Linked DNA regions of Homo sapiens: region 1 is linked to region 2. A link is a contact called in ENCODE Hi-C or POLR2A ChIA-PET data. All regions are on one chromosome and are shown on one strand. The core of a region is the stretch at or near the end of the contact, and the rest is flanking DNA. Distances in the headings are between cores, read along the strand shown. Region 1 has its middle 98 kb from the start of HAO1. Region 2 has its middle 260 kb from the start of MIR8062.

What was found. A loop is a pair of places that touch in the nucleus more often than their neighbours do. ChIA-PET counts read pairs that join two places held with the same protein, here RNA polymerase II (POLR2A). Pooled maps may share reads with other maps.
Region 1: a loop to region 2 is called in a map of endothelial cell of umbilical vein, with 4 times the contacts of the local background. The contact joins two enhancer-like sites. A Hi-C loop is called at or near these places in 6 of 168 maps with a recorded cell type or tissue (MCF 10A, OCI-LY7, PC-3 and 3 more) and 3 of 50 pooled maps. POLR2A ChIA-PET finds 5 or more read pairs at or near these places in 1 of 52 experiments (MCF 10A).

What each region holds. Positions count from the first base shown.
Region 1 is chr20:7,840,697-7,843,396 of GRCh38, reverse strand. No RefSeq gene overlaps it. Among named protein-coding and RNA genes, the nearest start is that of HAO1, 98 kb to the left of the region's middle. Within about 2 kb of position 1,321, at least 4 of the 41 ENCODE cell types and tissues checked have a DNase peak (open chromatin) inside an H3K27ac peak, as active enhancers do; they include PC-3 and mammary epithelial cell, where a contact is called at or near this core.
Region 2 is chr20:7,626,888-7,629,903 of GRCh38, reverse strand. No RefSeq gene overlaps it. Among named protein-coding and RNA genes, the nearest start is that of MIR8062, 260 kb to the right of the region's middle. Within about 2 kb of position 1,528, at least 2 of the 41 ENCODE cell types and tissues checked have a DNase peak (open chromatin) inside an H3K27ac peak, as active enhancers do; they include PC-3 and mammary epithelial cell, where a contact is called at or near this core.

The DNA.
Region 1 (2,700 bases), core at 72-2,571, 210 kb before region 2:
TCTTTGCTTGTGCCCTTGATCTTTGTTGAAGTTAATTTGACAACTGATGGGAGCTGGAGTATCAATGAGTGATAATGTCTCAGTGTTTCCTTCCTTTCTGATCACATCTGTACTCTTCATCATGCAGTAAAGCAGGACTTCTGGAACTGGGCAGGAGAGAGGCCTTTCCTTAATTCCTTCAGATTGTAGCTTATTACTTTGCCCATGAATGGGGGCCGAAAGGATAAAAAAATATACCTTTCCCTCATCCATCACAAAGGCCATGACTAACACTCCTATAACAAAAGACAGGTTAGCAAGAGAAACACATCACACATTTATTTAACAAAGTTTTACATGACATGGGAGCCTTCAGAAATGAAGACCTGAAGACCCAGGGAAAGCTGTGTGTTTTTATGCTAAGTCTAATGAAAGAAGTGGATAGTTGTGGAGAAACATGATTTGACAAAAAAGGTATGATCTAATGGTAATAAACTGGGGGAAAGAGGAGACCCTAGCAAGACCTGTTTGTTCAGATTCTTCCTGATCTCTCTGTGTAGCATTATTTCCCCCTGGATATGGGGCAGGACCCTCTGGAATGAGGGTCTTATGGCCTACTTTCAAGGGAGGTAAGTCAGAATGTGGCCTTTCTAAGTTTTATGGTTTGCTTTGGGGTAGAGGAGTTCTAATTTCTATGACCCACCTTTGGGAGAGGAATCTGGTTTCTATGACATGTCTTAGAAGACAGAAGAAAGAGGGAAAAGGTTGGAGATACCTTGTTGCAGAGGCCTTTCCTATCTCCTCCATTTCAAAGTACTCAGCATGCCAAGATGTCATACTTGGTAGTATTCTGCTCTAAGTCCCTACAGGGCAAGCTTTCAGAGTATGAACTTAGCTGTTAGAGTGGCTGTGGTTTAGGAGAAGTAGAGGGAAGGATGGAGTTTGCTAGAGGGGAAAATCATTCAGAAACTGGATGGAGAATAAAGACCTGTAGAGCTGGGGTGGGAGCTAGGTTGAGAGTGTACATAGACAAGCTTTGAGGGATAAACACAAAATATTGTAAGGACATCATGAGTGGCTGAGGAAATTCCATAAGCCATTTTTTTTAAAACCATGGCTTGAGCTATTGGATTTCTATAGGATGGTTTTTCTCTTCTACTCTGTGAGTATAGCCCAGCCTTCCATTCTTCTAATGCTCATTGGTTCTGTTACAGAGTCTGGGGATGGAAAAGGTTGCTTAGGTGTCAGCCAAGACACTCCCTCTGCTTGGGGGAGAGCAAGCTGCCAGCCCGACTATCCGCTTCCTGCCAGCTTAAGGAGCTTATGACTCAGATTCAAGCAAAACACTGAGCTGAAGCAAAAAGGGAGGGAGGGAACCTTAGCTCAGATGAAGGCTCTAGGGCCAAACTGCATCACTGAAACATCCAAGTCAGGGAAACCCATCAGACCAGGAGGCTATGTGATTTTGTGTTTGTCCTCTGCTTCGAAAACCACAAACATATGCTTACACACAACTCCATTTCTCTCCTACTCATACAGACATATTTCCCCCTGAGCTGAAATCCTGAGGCTGTTGCACCCTCCTGCAGGAAAAGCTACTCTTGGGAGCTGGTCTGAGTATTAGCCATCTCTCAGATTCTGTGATAGCAGAGAAGTCTTCACCAGATGTTATGATTCAGCTGGTGTGTCCAGTTGTCCCTCCTTGCCTTGTGTTGCCCGAGTTTCCATTTCTCACAGAAGGAGGTGTTGAGGGAAGACTACAGACTTATTCAGGAATAACACTGAAATCCAGACACATGTGTTTCAAAATCCTCTGTGATTCCAGTAGCTTCCTGGATATTGCTCTGGTGGCTGAGCTGCTGCCAATGTTGACTTGCTGGTCATTTGAAAGCCAAACTCTACCCCTGAGGAAAGGTACTGGATGAATTATAGAAATCTCTATTCTTTCTTTTCTTTCCTCCTTCCATTACTCATGTACATACCCACATCCCTCCAGCTCCTTCCAGTTGTCTCCTTGTGAGTAAACATTAGTCATTTTCTACAAGTTCCTTACCTCCATTCACTAAAGAGGAATGTGTAATCTCTTTGATTGAAGTTGAAAGTACTGACCTATGTACTTTTGTGTTAAGTATAGTTTATAGTTAATACTACACACATACTCCTTCATGTATGATTGTATTTAATATACATAATCTTCCTAAAATTCAACTTTGGTCTATGTCTTTATTTTTTGAGAAATCCTAAAAACTCTCAGTCAACTGCCTGGGGCCAGATTCCTTAATGCCATTTGGAAATCTTTATGATCTGGACATGACTTAAGCTTCTAGTCTCACCTCACTTAGCATCACTCCTTAAACTGCCTGAGGCTGGTCTCCTTAATCCCCCAACCCAATTTAATTGCCCCTCTCTTTGAAATGCCTTCTTCTAACATCTGTCTAATCCCAAATATTTTTAAAACCCAAGCCCACGTCAGTTCATTATCTTTGTTGAGGCAAATTGAAGGAGAGGGAAGAGGATAAGAATAAGAAGAAATAAGAGAGAACAGAGATAAAGAATAAATAAATGTGTTGAAGCTTAAGGGGAAAGAAGCCCGGTTATGATGTGTGGTTTCCTTGGGAAAGTCTGGCATTATTATACGAAGTTCATTATAGACAGCCCCTTCTTCCTGCCAACACTTCAAGAAGCTCAGAATACAGATTTATCAGTGCACCAAGAGCTGCT
Region 2 (3,016 bases), core at 279-2,778:
ATTTTTCTGCAAGCTGTCTTCCACTCCTATATAATTGTGAAATATTAGGTTGGTGCAAAAGTAATTGCAGTTTGGGGGATTACTTTGCTGGCAAAAACTGCCATTACTTTTCCACCAACCTAATAGCTTGGTCCATAGATAGCTATAGTCAGAGTGTTCCCACAGAGTTTGCTAGTCAACACTCAGCATTGTGTGAAAAGTACACCCTATTACTTCTATTGCTTATTTTCAAATTTGGGGAAAATTTTCTTACACATGTATTGAGCACTTCTGGCATGCTGTCGGAGGAAGAGTCATAATAGTGAAATGACTTAATGGAAGCAAAAAAGATGATATTTCTTACAGATTCATGATTAAGTTTTCCTCAGTAGTTACCTCATTTCTTTGTTGATCTTAGATATCATGAAAGAGGACTATAAGAATTATCAAAAGAAGGACAGTGTACCTTTGCCATTTCCTATAAGAATGAGGAAATGGCAAAGTTTTACTATTGTCTCTTCATCTCACTGTTGTTTTGGTGATATCTTATTATAAAAGTCACAATACCAGTTTAGATGGTCTAGTGGGAGGCTGCAATATATTTTTTCCAAAGTAATAATAAAGAACATTCACTGTTTACTTTTTTAAGTGCTATTCTGAATGTTTCACATTTATTAACCCCCATGTTAGGTGCTACGATTAACCCCATTTTCAAATCAGGAAACCTAGACAGAAAGACACTAAATACTTTCCTAAGGTAATATGGCTTACGGGAGAGAATTTTAATCTAGGAAGTTCGAATCTATATTCTGCACTTACAAATGCTGTGCTACAGCTTCAAGTCCTCAAGAGACTGTGCCTCATTTATCTCTCCTACTCTTAGTAAAGTTTTCTTGAAATAGAAATCCACAAATTTGACCTGTGGTAGTTCCCCTGAAAATACTTTTACTAGGTTCATTCAGCCATAAGTATGTTACACTAGTATTTAGGAATCTTAATATGAAATGACAATTCGAATGAGTTAATACAGGACAGATTAAACAAAAATCCATAATTTGCACCTATATTATTATTTACCGTTTCTTTTAGATGGTGCATAATGTACTATATATACACATAGCAATGTAGCCACTACACTGGAGATTTTTCAGTAACATGCAAATTATGAATATAAAGTGGACTTGTTTGAAATGTGTTTCACAATGTCGAGTGAATAAAATGTAAACCAGAAAAAAAAATTAACTGCAAATTAAAGTCAAATGCTTTTGGCGCTTAATGAGTGTTAATCAGCAATGGTAGTAATTTCCGTACATTATTTCATGTCACAGAGCTTGTGCATGGAATATTGGCTTCTTGCCCTCATTGTCTTTGGAATGTGGAAACTATTAGAAATCATTGCTCGTGCAAGGAAAACCTACCATGATGTTTTAGGAATTTCAGGAGGCTATGAATAATATAGGTTGAGTAAGGAAATGAATAATCATGTGGCTCTTTATAGTTTTTGTTTTTCTGAGTTTGAAGTTACAGGCTTGGCATGTTATCATTCTCATAGCATTTTTTTGTGACTAAAAGCTGTTTACTTAGTAGTCACAGGCAGCTGGGGGATACTTCTAGTTGTTTTTTCTTGCTGAAAGGAAACATAGGAATGCTATAATATAGTGATCTCTTAATGATAGAGAAGTTCACCAAACACTTATCTGATGCACACATCTTTTGAAGTCCAGATTCAAAAAATCTGGAGAACATAGACTATCAATCAGAACTTTTTATTGCAGCTTACTTGGCTGGCAATGTCTTAATACCTGAAGTCACACAACTGAGGTCTACTGGAAATGAATTTCTACCCAACTTTGTCTGGCTGCAGACCTCTGCTTACCAGTGTCTTCCCTCATTACCAAAGTAAAGACTTTGTCATATGTGAAACAGCCCAAAAAGCAGGACTCAGACTTCTTCTCTATGGTAATTCTGAGCTCAGTCTTGGGAGCCTCCTGAGCTGAGACTGGGTTTTGCAATGTGACCTACCTTGACCTAGCAGGAGGCCAGGCCATAGCTGCTTCTGTCATTGCCACATAAACCCGTTCTACCTTCTTAGCCATAGTCCCAGTTACTTCTAGTAAATATCAAATGCAGGAAAACCAAAGCAGCAGAAATACAGGAGTAATTAAGTAAACATACGCCTTTAAAATACATTTTGAAAAATGTTATCTAAGATTTGAGAATTCTGAGTTCTCAACTTGGAGCAAAGCCCAAAGAAAGGAATCAAACCCTTGGCTTTATTATATCTTAATTCTTACTGCCTCAAGGTGACAAAAAGATGAATCGTAATGTAGTAGACTCTGTTAGTGTCTTGTCAAGATTCCATTTACCTTCCAGTGCACCCATCTCCCAGCTCTTCTGCGAGTTCACTGTTCATGGCTCACAGCTGCCTTCTCTTCTCAAAACTTCACCTTGGTCAGTGGGAGCCATGCTACCCAGCAATATCTGAGGAGTTATACTCTCATGGGAGACAATGCCTGATAGCCAAAGGGTGAATGATGAGAGGGCACCAAAAACTCTCCACTTGTAACAAACCCTGCAGGCTATTCACGTTTCAAAGTCCTCCAAGGAATCAGGCTGGGGCTAGACTTCATCTGGAACACCTATCTGGATAGCTGTTGCTTCTTTCCTTTATTCCTCTCTTTCCCTTATAGGTTTCTCCTGATAGAACATCTTTAGTAAATTATTTTCATAGGCTCATGCATGTGCTTGCACACACACACACACACACACAAATATGACAGCCTCTGCTTCTAGGGAACTTGACCAAAACAAATACTCTGGGAGCTATCAAGGAATAACAGTAGGCGGGGGATAAGTCTTCATGTAGAGGGAGAGAGATGAAAAAAGGAAAAGAAGTTGTATTTAACAAACAAAAGAATAAGTGAAGTTACTTCTTGTCCAGCTCACAGAATCCGGAATGCTCTTAATTTTTAAATAGATGTATTTAATTTTCTCCAATGAGAAGTTAAATGCCTTTGATAGCATATTGTCACTGGAA